2 separate regions of the Homo sapiens genome follow, and region 2 is linked to region 1. Evidence: read pairs that join two places in POLR2A ChIA-PET (ENCODE). Cell type or tissue: K562. All regions are shown on one strand. Links, peaks and the distances in the headings refer to the core of each region. The heading gives the core; the rest is flanking DNA.

The links. Peaks named below come from ENCODE experiments on the same cell type or tissue, not always from the same donor. Only the 100,000 strongest peaks of a DNase experiment are listed, where the experiment ranks them.
Region 2: POLR2A ChIA-PET joins it to region 1 with 8 read pairs; 6 of 35 experiments call an interaction of 5 or more read pairs at or near these places.

The regions. Positions count from the first base shown.
Region 1 is chr1:9,277,076-9,284,825 of GRCh38, forward strand. No RefSeq gene overlaps it. Among named protein-coding and RNA genes, the nearest start is that of SPSB1, 12 kb to the right of the region's middle. RefSeq lists an enhancer at 2,248-2,417. In K562, for the core only: no CTCF peak of the experiment used is centred there; a DNase peak (open chromatin) is centred at 3,496; H3K27me3 peaks cover 2,123 bases.
Region 2 is chr1:9,219,687-9,225,048 of GRCh38, forward strand. No RefSeq gene overlaps it. Among named protein-coding and RNA genes, the nearest start is that of H6PD, 12 kb to the right of the region's middle. In K562, for the core only: no CTCF peak of the experiment used is centred there; no DNase peak of the experiment used is centred there; H3K27me3 peaks cover 360 bases.

The DNA of each region.
Region 1 (7,750 bases), core at 2,380-4,879:
CCCTGTGTATTAGTCTGTTTTCACGCTGCTGATAAAGACATACCTGAGATTGGGTATTTTATTTTGTTTTGTTTTGTTTTATTTTATTGAGATGGAATCTCGCTCTGTCACACAAGCTGGAGCACAGGGTACGATCTTGGCTCACTGCAACCTGTGCCTCCAGGGTTCAAGCAATTCTCCTGTCTCAGCCTCCCCAGTAGAGTAGCTGGGACTACAGGTGTGCACCACCATGCCCAGCTAATTTTTTTTTTTTTTTTTGAGATGGAGTCTCGGTCTGCCACCCAGGCGGGAGTGCAGTGGCACAATCTCGGCTCACTGCAAGCTCCACCTCCTGGGTTCATGCCATTATCCTGCCTCAGCCTCCCCAGTAGCTGGGACTACAGGCGCCCACCACCACGCCTGGCTAATTTTTTTTTGTATTTTTGTAGAGACAGGGTTTCACCGTGTTAGCCAGGATGGTCTCAATCTCCTCACCTCGTGATCCGCCTGCCTCGGCCTCCCAAAGAGCTGGGATTACAGGCATGAGCCATCGCGCCCAGCCTAATTTTTGTATTTTTAGTAAAGACAGGGTTTCACCATGTTGGTCAGGCTGGTCTCAAACTCCTGACCTCAAGTGATCGGCCCACCTCGGCCTCCCAAAGTGCTGGGATTACAGGTGTGAGCCACCCCACCCGGCCCAGACTGAGTAATTTATAAAGCAAGAAAGGTTTAATGAACTCACAGTTCTACGTGGCCAGGGAGGCCTCACAATCATGGCAGAAGGTGAGAGGCACATCTTACATGGTGGCAGACAAGCAGAGAATGAGAGCCAAGTGAAAGGGGAAACCCCTTATAAAATCGTCAGATCTCATGAGACTTATTCGCTACCGGGAGAACAGTACTGGGAAAACCGCGCCCATGATTCAATGACTTCCCACCGGGTCTCTCCCACAACACTTGGGAATTCTGGGAGCTACAATGCAAGGTGAGATTTGGGTGGGGACAGAGCCAAACTGTATCAGCCTGGTTCTAAACTCTCCCTCTCCAAGCCACTAGATTTCCATGCCACACCTCACTTTGATCCTGAATTTGGGCCATCACTTGCTATATTTCCCAGGACTCCTTTGGTTGCAAGGGACAGCAACCCAACTCGAACTAAATTTAAAAATGAAAAAATAAAAATAAAAGGAAATGTCCTGGCCCTTCTCCTTGGAAGGCCCCAGGGGTGGAAACAGCTTCAGCAGAGCTGGGTCCAGGGACGTTAAGCAACGTCGCCAGGAAACTGTGAGTTCAGCTCCCTTTGCATTCACGTTGCCAGATTGAGCAAGTCAATCTTCAAGATGCCTAGTTAAGTTTGAATTTCAGATAAAGAACAAATACAGTTTTAATATAAGTATGTCCCTTGCAACATTTGAGACATACTTATACTAAAAGTTATCTGCTGTTTATTTGAAATCCAAATGTGCCTAGGTGTCCTCTGTTTTATCTGGCAGCTCCACCGTCTGTATCGGCCATTTTCTTGCCTCCTGCATTTGGCTTTTCTTGTAAGGGAAAACGGCTCCAAGTAGCTCTCAGTGTCTTGATGGCCCAAGATGCCAGAGGAAGGGAGGCCATCGAGCTGCATGGCTGCACCTTGTACATCCTAGGGAGGCCCTGGCTGGGTCTGTCGTGGATGCCGTGGCTGCAGCATTGGGAAGCCCCTGGGGTGCCTTCTCACTTCCCCCAACACCAGCAGCCTCCTCCCTCCTCCACCAATTCTTGGGTAGGACTGGTTGAGAGTTTCTCAGTCTTTGTCAAGGGCTGTGCCAAGGCAGTTTCAAGCCTGGCTGTGCTCTCTCTTCCAATCGGATTCTGCCCAGAGCCCCTCCCCATGGGGATTCTGGTAGGGTTCACGTCTGAATCGATCACTTGCTGGATTGGGATGGGGGCCGGTTGTCCATCCCTGGAGTGTTGCACAGCCCTGGGTGGGATGCTCCCAGAAGGAAATGCTGAGCACAGAACCACACATATCTGTGCAGGGGCTGGAGGTGAAAGTTCCAAGGGATCCCGGAACTTGTCACTAAGCGTCTACCAGGCCATAGAAATCAGGACAGCCTAGTGAACAGAAAAAACAACTTTAGCAGTTGTGATTCCATGTTCCAGGGAAGGGAATATCCACCCAAAAGTTTTTCTAATCATAAAGTTATTTCAGAAGCAAGTCATGCCCCAAGAAAACCACACCGAGGGGTGTGTTTATAACCAGAGCCTTACAGGCAGTTGGCTCCAACGCCCACCTGCATTGGAGAGCAAAGTTCACAGGAGACTGAGGTGGGAGGGGAAGAAGCCTCTTCCTGCTCTGAGAATCCGCATGGGTCGCAGTGCTTCCCTTCCTCAGCTCCCCCACCGCAGGCTGCTAAAATGACCCCGAGTGCCTCAGAAATCTCAGGGCCACCGCAGCCTCTCCCCTCTCAGCCATGGTTCGATTCCTCATAAATATTAAGACTTCATGTGCTCCTGCGTGGATTTTCACCAAGTCCTAAAATGCAGTGTAGACGCTCCAGGGAAGAGGAAGCAAGTGACATTCCTGGCCCGCTCTTACGCCACGAGCTCTGCAGACGCCGAAAGGTTGCTCACAGGAGGCGGAAAGTGCCAGGGGTTGGGCCTGAGGTCATGCAGAGGCCAACTGTGGGCCGGGGTCCCAGCGGCAGCCTCCCCACCGAGGGCTGTGTTGAACCCTGGAGAGAGAGGGCGAGAGAGAGAGAGCGAGAGAGAGAGAGAGAGAGACAAAGCGAGCGAGAGAGAAAGCTAGCATGAAGGCTTGTTGGAGGCCTGACTCCCCAAGGCCAGACCCTAAGGCCTTGAAGGTCAGCCAAGAAGTTGACCAAGCCAAGAAGTCCTGAGACTTGGAGCCACAGGGCCAGTGGGGCACCATCTCCCCAGAACAAAAACTGTACCCCAAGAATTGAAGGGAAATATTATTTTTACTCTGAAACGTTCTGGAGCAGAATGCAAAATTCCATCCCTTTCAAATAGAAAACACAAGCTATTCACACTTGAGGTGGGTGAGGGTGCTTTTGGGGAAAAGTTTGAGAGTCGCGTCCTGGGCACTGGGCAATCATCAGAGGGTGTCTCCCTCGGGAGGGGTCCAGTCAGGCCTGGCTTCACGGGGATGGTCAGTGAGGCAGGGCTGGGCGATGGGCGCCGGCTCCTCCTGGAGTCAACCTTTCATTCATTCATTCATTCAGCAAATGGCAGTCGTGGGGTAGGCAGCCATGCACATGGCAGTCAAGGCCCTCCCTTTCCATTCCAGACTGTGATTGATCCGTGCTCCCCTCCCCGCCCCGACCCCACTCCCCGCCCCGCCCCCACTCCCCGCCCCGCCCCCACTCCCCGCCCCGCCCCCACTCCCCGCCCCGCCGCTGGCAGCGGGCAAGGACCCACGACTCATCCCATGGCCTCCCTCTGGGTAAGTGCTTGTCGACTGAGTCAACGACTGAATCAGCCGCGGTTGTCAGGGCTCAGCTGGACTGAGCGCTGCTGCCTGTGGGCGTTTCCTCCTCATGTGTTTTTTATCAGCAGCAGCGGCTGCAGGGTCCCCGTGCTCAGGGGTTGCCTCTGTCGTGCTCACTCTGCCCCGCGCTCTGTCCACACCCCTGCTCCATCCAACTCGCAGATGGAGCGGTTTCCTTTGAGCCCCAGTCCTGTCCAAACACACATGGGTGCTGGGCTTTCCCTGTGGCACATTTTCTACCCTCTGTAGGCAGGAAAGAGCAAGCACATGGAGGCAGCCCTGTTGTCCTTGGCCTTTCCAGGACACCTGGGAGGAGACAGCACCCTGTGAGGCTAAGAGCTGGACTCTGGAGTCAGAAAGGTCTGAGTTCAAATCCCACCCCTGCTGCTGAGAGAGTGGCACAGGGCAGTTTCACCACTGTGAGCTTGTTCCTCCTCTGTGAACTGAATAATAAACCCTGCTTTCCAGAAAAGAGGCGCACAGAGAGGACTTTATCATAGGGCCCACGATGAGCTCCCGGGGTCCGAGCGAGAGACCCGCAGCACCACTTGGTGGGGGCAGGGCCGTGTGTCTGCATGTGCACCTGTTCATCTGCCCACCGCAGGCTCTCACATACCAGGGCTTTGTCTTCTGCAAGGATGACCAAGACATGGCCCTGCACTCAGGAAATGACAGGCAAGGAGCGTTCTCAGGGGTGGCAGATGTAGCGAGAGCACTTGGGTCGGAGCCACAGGGCTCTGGGCAGAGACTGCGGTTCCGTGTTGGGGGAAGGAGGTTAGGGAGTCAGGAAAGATCTCCATCATGTGGGGGCCTTGAATTAGAAGTTCAGCAAGTGCCACAGACTGATTTCACATCCCACCACAAGTATTTATTGAGCACCTATTGTGTAATAGGCACTGTGCCTGGTGCTGGGATACACGGGGTGGTAGCACAAAGGAAGACACTGCCCAGGGCTCCTGGCCTGGCGGGGACACAGACAAGGGCCCAAGGGATGGCAGCCCCAAGGGGCAGGGCCAAGCTGGGCCATGCGGAGGGTGCCGTGGGACTGCCTGGCAGGAGCATCTGTCCACCCTGGGGATCAGTGCAGAACGTGATTCCATCCTGATGGAAAAGACGTTTCGGCTGGGAGCAGAAAGATGAGGAAAGCGCTGCTGTGTGGCATGGGGCCAGCTGCTTCCCCTCCCTGAGCCTCGGTCTCCTCACCCACAAGCGGAGGGACTTGGAGCTCTGCTCTCTCAGGTTCTGGTGGCTCTGATGGGATGTGACACCCATGACATTCCCAGGAGCTGAGAGGATCTCCTGCTACTTGATAACCTGGAAGGCCCGTGAAAGCTTAGGGCTCTGTCAATGTAGGAATCAAGGCTGTGGAGGCAGATTAGCAGCAGTCCAGCCCCGAGCTGGGACCTGCTCAGCACGCCTCCTCTGCACTGGCATTGCCTGCATGTCCAGGTCCTGCCACAACTGCACACTCCACCTCCCAGCTCGAGCCCCGGGGCCCTCTGAGAGGAGGCAGAGCTTCTCTCTTGGTCTTTGCTGCAGCTCTGCACCCTCCCCAGCCGGCCCAGGAGCCAGATGGGACCCGGCCGAGCTGCAGAACACCGTGCACCTTCCTGCAGTCCTCAGCCTGGGACCTGAGGAGCACAGGCTGATGGCCTGATGCGGCTTCCAGACAGAGCTCAGCCCACTCTTGGGAGGTGCCAGCTGCCTGGGTGGTCTGGTATCGGAATGAAATCCAGAGGCCAGAAGGAGCCCAGGGTTCAAATTGCCACCAATTTCCTGAAAGTTCCTCTAGAGCTCCGGGCAAACCCACCAGTTGATTGCGGAAAATAACAGACCCCTCACTTAAAACCAGATGTCAGCATCTGTCTTGAACCAGCCCAGGGAGAGACAGAGGCCCCTGCTCCCTCCTTTTCCTCCTCCTCCTCTCCCTCTTTTTCCTCCTCTTCCTCCCCCTCCTCCTTGTCTCCTCCTCCCCCTCCTCCTTCCCCCTCCCCTCCTTGTCCTCCTCCTCTCCCCCTTCCAACTCTGCAACCAGGTCAACCACAACCTCTGGCCACACAACAGACCCTCTGCAAAGGAAACAACTTAGCTGGCACCTAAAAATATTGACTTGTGTTTTTCTTTAAATAGAAAGGAAACTCAGCTCACTCCACCCCAGTGCTCCTCTTTCTGGATTCGAGTGGGCACCCTGGGACCTCACCCAGACTCAGCCGCCCCCTCACTGAGCCACCTCGGTTTGGAGGGATGGAGCCATTCAGGATGGAGGAGGGAGTGGGGCTTGCCTGCTCCTGAGAAAGGTCTCCTGGGGCAGGGTGGGAGTGGGGCTGACTAGATATCTCAAAGCCCCATTCATCCAGAGAGGGATGGCCTTTGATCAAGGAATGGGGTGTCTCTGTGGCACACATAAATCGGAGGATGAGGTGGTCACAGTTACCAGATGATCCATAAAGCAAGAAGAGTGACAGGGGCCAGGCACAGTGGCTCATGCCTGGAATCCCAACAGTTTGGTAGGCCAAGGCTGAAGGATCACTTGAAGCCAGGAGTTTGAAACCAGCCTGAGCAACATAGAAAGACCCTGTCTCTACAAAAAAAAAAAAGCTAGCTGGGCATTGTGGCATGTGCCTGTAGTCTACAGGCACTAACTGGGAGGCTGAGGTGGGAGGATCACTTGAGGCTGCAGTGAGCTAGGATCATGCCACTGCACTGCAGCCTGACTCTAAAAAAAAAAAAAAGAAAAGAAAAGGAAGGGGGTGACAGGGAGGCTCTGATGCCTCAAGCAGCCAGGCCTCACCCAGATCTCCTGGGCTTACTGAGCTTACCCCGCCCCAGATCCCCACTTGGGCCTGTCTGAAAAGCAAGTTGGTGGACAGTGGCTAGGGCAGGAGCATCTCCTTCTGGGTTGGGTGCCAAGGCTGTAAGCTCTGTCTGAGAGTAGAGGCCCCTGGGCCGGGTGGCTCTACTCCTGCATCTGTGGCTGGCCTCATGAGGGCCCTTGAGCTCACACAGGCCCCTGCAGCCGGGAGCCCCTGCTTGATAATGAGGCACAGCCATGCGATGGGAACTAGGGAGAGACCCTGATGCGCTGATGGAAGCCATCTCCAAGTAAGGCTGTTGGGGGAAAGAGGAAAGAGGGAGCCCCGTGTGTGGTGTGCGGTACCCACCTTGGAGAGCACAGATGGGTCTGAAAGCTCTGGGCGACGCCCAGGAAGCTGACCAGTGGGTGACTACTGGAGAGGGGAATGGGGATTCCTTTTACTGTCGGAATCCCCTTTTCTCGATTTGGTTTGCGTTTTCATCCAATAATGCATGCTGCTCAGTTCTGAATGTTTGTGTTCCCCCCAACCCCTAAATTCCTCTGCTGAAATCCTAACCCCCAAGGTGGTGGTATTAGGAGGTAGGAGCTTTGGGAGGTGATGAGGTCATGACGGTGGAGCCCTTAGGATGAGATTTAGTGCTCTTGCGAACGTGGCCCCAGGGAGCTCCCTTACTCCTCCACCACGCGGGGTCACACAAAAAGAAGCCAGCCCTCAGGGAACACCAAATCTGCCAGCACCTTCATCTTGGACTTCCCAGCCTCCAGAACTGTGAGAAATAAAATTTCTGTTGTATATTTCTCTTTTGCTTATAAGCTACCCAGTTTACAGTACTTTGTTACAGCAGCCTGGATGGACTAAGACACATGCAAATAGTTTTTAAAATGTCAGAGTGCTACAAGTAAAACAAACAAAAAAAAAACCCAACCACTTCCTACCCCACCCCTTCCCACGCCCAACTGCTACACCCAAGAGGTGACAACTTACTATTCTTTTTACCTCTTCTGATATTTACTGCCGTATTTCTCAATAGCCTGCTTATGCTTCTGTTTTATAATCTTTTCATTTTTGGCATTACCTGGGTTCAATTCCAGGTGCTGCCACTTACTAACTGTGCAACCCTGAACAAGTCACTAATCTGTGCCTCAGTTTCCTTATCTATGACATGGGATCATAGTACCTACACCATAGGGCTCATGTGAGGATTAAAGGAGTTTACACATGTAAGTATTTATTCTGTGCTTGGAACATAATAAGCTCTCAATTAAGTGTTGGCGCTATTATTATTATTACTATTAACTTCCAGGTATGAGAGATGAGGAGTCACACTCTTCTTCCAACTTCATGGTATGGTTGTATTACAACTTTTGATTAATCAATATTCATCATATTATTATCGGTATATAAATATTGTTTACAGCTGAGCCATGTAGTGTACTATGATTAAATTTCCTTTATAGTTTATTTT
Region 2 (5,362 bases), core at 263-2,762, 60 kb before region 1:
TCTCTACATCCTTGCCAACACTTGTTATTTTCTTTTTTGTTGTTGTTTATCATAGCCATCCTAGGGGTATGAAATGGTGTCTCCTAGTGGTTTTGATTTGCATTTCCCTAGTGACTAAAGATACTAAGCACCTTTTCATGTGCTTATTGTCCATTTGTATATCTTCTTCGGAAAAGTCTACTCAAGTCTTTTGCCAGTTTTTGAATTGGGTTGTTTGGATTTTTTGCTCTTCAGGTGTAGGACTTCTTTATATATTCTGAATATTAATTATTTATGAGATGCATGACTTTCAAACATTTTCTCCCGGTCTGCAGGTTGTCTTTTCACTTTCTTGATAGTGTCTTTTGACGCATAACCAAATGTGACTTTCTGCATATGTAAAAATAATCACTGATCTGACAAAGATCGGCTAGGTGACAACTATGCGATATTAATCCATTCACCCATTGAACCCACAAACATGTAGAAGAAGAGCCTGGTGCTGGGTGCTGGGGAGGGCTCTATGAATAAGATACAGTAGCCTGGCCTGGTGTGGTGGCTCACATCTGTAATCCCAACACTATGGGAGGTTGAGGTGGGTGAACTGCTTGAGTCTAGGAGTTCAGGACCAGCCTGGGCAACATAGCAAGAACCCCGTCTCTAAAAAAAAAAAAAAAAAAAAAAAAAAAAAGATAGTAGCTCCCAGACATCTTGCCTGCAAAGTGTTTATAGTCTAGTTGACAAGACACTCCCCACAAAAAAGAAAGGCTGAAAAACAGTAACAATGATGTTTGTAGGTGCCATATGATCATTTTGTGTGTGTGAATTTCAGTTGACGGGTTGGAATGCTCCAATGTGCAAGGAGGCTGATCAGAGACAGCCCCCAAGGTCTTCCTCACCTGCCCTAAACCGCACAACCAAATGTCTCACCAGCAATCAACAGCTCCATCCACACAGTAGGTGCTGTGCGACCTCTTAATTAGCAAGAATTCAAGAGCATTACGTTTAGGTGTTGTAATATCCCCAGTTCATTTAGTCTCTCACCGGGTCAGTGTTATGTTCCAGGCAGGGAGAGCTTTTGTGGCTTTGCAATAGACTTAATAAAAACATCACCAGTTCTGCCTTTTGTGGAGGCTGTGCCATCAAAACAAATCACAAAAACATTTTTTATTGAGCCCCTACTTTGTGTTTTATATTGGTGCTCTGTTTTCTTATTCTTGATTTTTAAAAACATTAATAGGCTGGGTGCAGTGGTGCATGCCTGTAATCCCAGCACTTTGGGAAGCCAAGGTGGGAGGATCACTTGAGGCCATAAGTTCAAGTCCAGCCTGGGCAACATGGTAAGACCCTGTCTAAACCAAAAAAATTTGTTTAATTAGCTGGGTATGGTGGCGCATGCCTTTACTCCCAGCTACTAAAGAGGCTGAGGTGGGAGGATCACTTGAGCCCAGGAGGTCAAGGCTGCAGTGAGTTGTGATCATGCCACTGCACTCCAGCCTGGGTAACAGAGCAAGGCCCTGTATCAAAAAAAAAAAAAAAAAAAAAAATGGTAACAGTTATTTACTGTTACATAAAATTGAACTTAATAAAATGAGATCTAACAAAACAGGCCTGGGCATGCTGTAATCCCAGCACTTTGGGAGGCTGAGGCGGGTGGATTATCTGAGGTCAGGAGTTCGAGACCAGCCTGGCCAACATGGTGAAACCTTGTCTCTACTAAAAATACAAAAATTAGCCGGGCCTGGTGGCACATGCCTGTAATCCCAGCTACTGGTGAGGCTGAGGCACGAGAATCACTTGAACCTGGGAAGCAGAGGTTACAGTGAGCTGAGACTGTGCCACTGCCCTCCAGCCTGGGCAACAGAGCAAGACTCTGTCTCAAAAAAAAAAAAAAAAAGATCTAACAAAACAAAAAAATGTTAGAAGGCAATAATTTACAGGGTCAAAAGAGTCTATATTTTTTAAAGGCTTGTCTTAAATTCCTGTGAAGCGATCCTCTAATGCAAATAAGATCTGTTTCTTGAAGCATTCGATTCCTGGGCTATAGTAACAGAGACCTTCATCATGGCAGCATCCTGGGCTTTGGATAAGGGAATGCTAACCAGAAATCACGGTTGCTGAAATGATAATTTCAGTACATGGGGGAAATAGCATTTCTAAATGGTGAATATGAATTTTTGCACTCTGCATTACTTTTTAACAACATATCTGTTATTTAAGGCAAGGTACACACATGCTTCACGGAGCTTAACGCCGCTGCCTCACCTGGCCTGCTTGCTCCACTTGAAGCTTGGCTCATCTGTGAGAGGTGAAGCTCCCTGGCCATAGCCATGTCTCCTGGCTCCCTGAGACATGCTTCAAGAATTGGGGGGAGCCAAAAAGACACAAAATAAATAACAACAATGAAAAATAAACAATAAAGAAAGGGAGGACTCAACTGCTTGAGCCAAAAGCCCAGACAGCATCTTTTTCTTTTTCTTTTTTTTCTTTTTTTTGGAAACAGTCTTGCTCTGTTGCCCAGGTTGGAGTGCAGTGGCACCATCTCAGCTCAGGTTTAAGCAATTCTCCTGCCTCAGCCTCCCCAGTAGCTGGGATTACAGGTGTATACCACCATGCCTGGCTCATTTTTTTTTCTTTGAGACATGGTCTCACTCTGTCACCCAGGCTGGAGGCCTGGTGGCACAATCTCAGCTCACTGCAACCTCTGCCTCCTAGGTTCGAAAGATTCTCATGCCTTAGCCTCCAAAGTAGCTGGGATTACAGGTGTGTGCCACCACGCCTAGTTAATTTTTATATTTTTAGTGGAGACAGGGTTTCACTATGTTGACCAGGATGGTCTCGATCCCTTGACCTGGTGATCTGTCCACCTTGGCCTCCCAAAGTGCTGGGATTACAGGCATGAGCCACCACACCTGGCCTAATTTTTGTATTTTTAGTAGAGACAGGGTTTCACCAGCTTGGCCAGGCTGGTCTTGAACTCCCGACCTCAAGTGATCTGCCCGCCTCAACCTCCCAAAGTGCTGGGAATACAGGTGTGACCCACCACATCCAGCCAAGGCATCATCTTTGATTATACCACTTCCCTGGTCACTTACATCTAATCCATCAGCAAATCCCATCCATTTCCTCTCCCTAACCTCTCTCCATAGAACACAGACGTCCTCTGTGTGTTAACCTTGTGTTTCTGATGCTTTGACCTTTGGGGCCTTGCTGACCCTAAGGGACTGCCCCTCCCAGGGCTGGCCAGTTTCTAGATATAGTAAAGGCCTCGCCTGGGAGCCTACCTTTCATGCCAACCCACTCAGAGCCCGCATCCCATCACCTCCTCAACCAGGGTCTCCCTGGACGGCCCCCATCCACCTGCCCTGGTCAACCCAGGCCAGGCCAGGGACCAGATGACTGGGGACAGCCCTCTGCCCAGAGCCCGCCGGAATCATCCACACTATCCAATCCTAGGCCAGCCTGCCCTGCCTCACCCACTCTTTCCACAGAAACCACAATCAGGGCTCTGCCACATTTGCCCCTTGCTTTCTCTACCCCCGTGACCCATGCTGGTGCTTTTCCGCGTGGACTCCCTAGGTGTGGCCTTCTTCTTCTTCTTCTTCTTTGTCTTTGTCTTCTTCTTCGTCATCTTCTTCATCTTCTTCTTCTTCATCTTTTTCTTCTACTTCTTCTTTGTCTTTTTCTTCTTCCTTCTTCTTCGTCTTTTTCTTCTTCCTTCTTCTTCTTCTTCTTCTTTTTCTTCTTCGTCGTCCTTTTCTTCTTCTTCCTTCTTCTTCTTCTTTTCTTCTTCTTCTTCGTCTTTTTCTTCTACTTCTTCTTCTTCGTCCTTTTCTTCTTCTTCTTCTTTTCATCTTCTTCTTCATCTTTTTCTTCTACTTCTTCTTCTTCATCCTTTTCTTCTTCTTCCTTCTTCTTTTCTTCTTCTTCATCTTTTTCTTCTACTTCTTCTTTGTCCTTTTCTTCTTCTTCTTCTTCTTCTTCATCTTTTTCTTCTTCTACTTCTTCATCTTTTTCTTCTTTCTTCTTCTTCTTTGTCTTCTTCTTTGACTTTTTCTTCTTCTTCTTCTTCCTCTTCTTTTTCTTCTTCTTCCTCCTCTTCCTCTTCTTTCTCTTCCTCTTCCTTCTCTTCTTCTTCTTCTTCTTTTTTTTTTTTTTTTGAGACGGAGTCTCGCTCTGTCACCAAGCTGGAGTGCAGTGGCGTGATCTCGGCTAACTGCAACCTCTGCCTCCCGGGTTCAAGTGATTCTCCTGCCTCAGCCTCCCAAGTAGCTGGGACTACAGGTGCGTGCCACCACACCTGGCTAATTTTTTGTATTTTTAGTAGAGACAGGTTTTTACCATGTTAGCCAGGATGGTCTCGATCTCCCAACCTCGTGATCTGCCTGCCTCAGCCTCACAAAGTGCTGGGATTACAGGCATGATCCACCGCGCCCGGCCAAGCGTGTTCCCTCTTCTTGGAGTCTGTGAGTCTAAACAATTATCCTTCAATGGCATTTGTATCCTGATCTGTTGGGTTTTGCCAAATCTAAATAATAATAAAACCTTCACTTATTTATTATTATTATTTTTTTGAGACACAGTTTCTCTCTGTCACCCAGGCTGGAGTGCAGTGGCACAGTCTCGGCTCACTGCAACCTCCGCCTTCTGAGTTCAAGTGATTCTCTTGCCTCAGCCTCCCGAGTAGCTGGGATTACAGGTGTGCACCACCACGTTAAGCTATTTTTTGTATTTTTAGTAGAGACGGGGTTTCACCATGTTGATCAAGCTGGTCTCGAACTCCTGGCCTCAAGTGATCCGCCCACCTCAGCTTCCCAAAGTGCTGGGATTACAGGCGTGAGCCGCCCCATCTGGCCTATCAAGCCATCATTTTAAAAGACCGCAGCACTGTGCAGGAAGCCCATCAGACCCTCCCAGAGACTCCTCCACACCTGACCAACGTGCTTCTCCTCTAGGCCTGTGACCCAGGAGCCCAAAGGACTTTTCTAAAATGAAAACTGATCACGCCACTCTCTCATTTAAGATTCTCATTTAAAATTCCCTAGAACCTTCTGTTACAAATTAGAGTGAACCCCACAGTTCCTACTGTGGTCTACGAGGCCCTGCAGGTCTCAGTCCTGCAATCTGCTCCTGGGTGCTGAGCTCAGTGCTCTGCGTGCTGGCCTCCTTCCCGTTCTTCAATGAAGCCAAGCCAGTTCCTGCCTCAGGGCCTTTGCACCTGCTGTTCTGTCCACCCAGAATGCTCTTCCTCCAGCTCTTGCACGACTGGCCTCTTTCCCTCTAGTCTCAGTCAAACATCACCTTTTGGAGAGGCCACCCTTAAGGACCCAGTCAGACATTTTCTTCCATCACTTGGTTTTATGTGCTTTGTGGCATCTGCCAC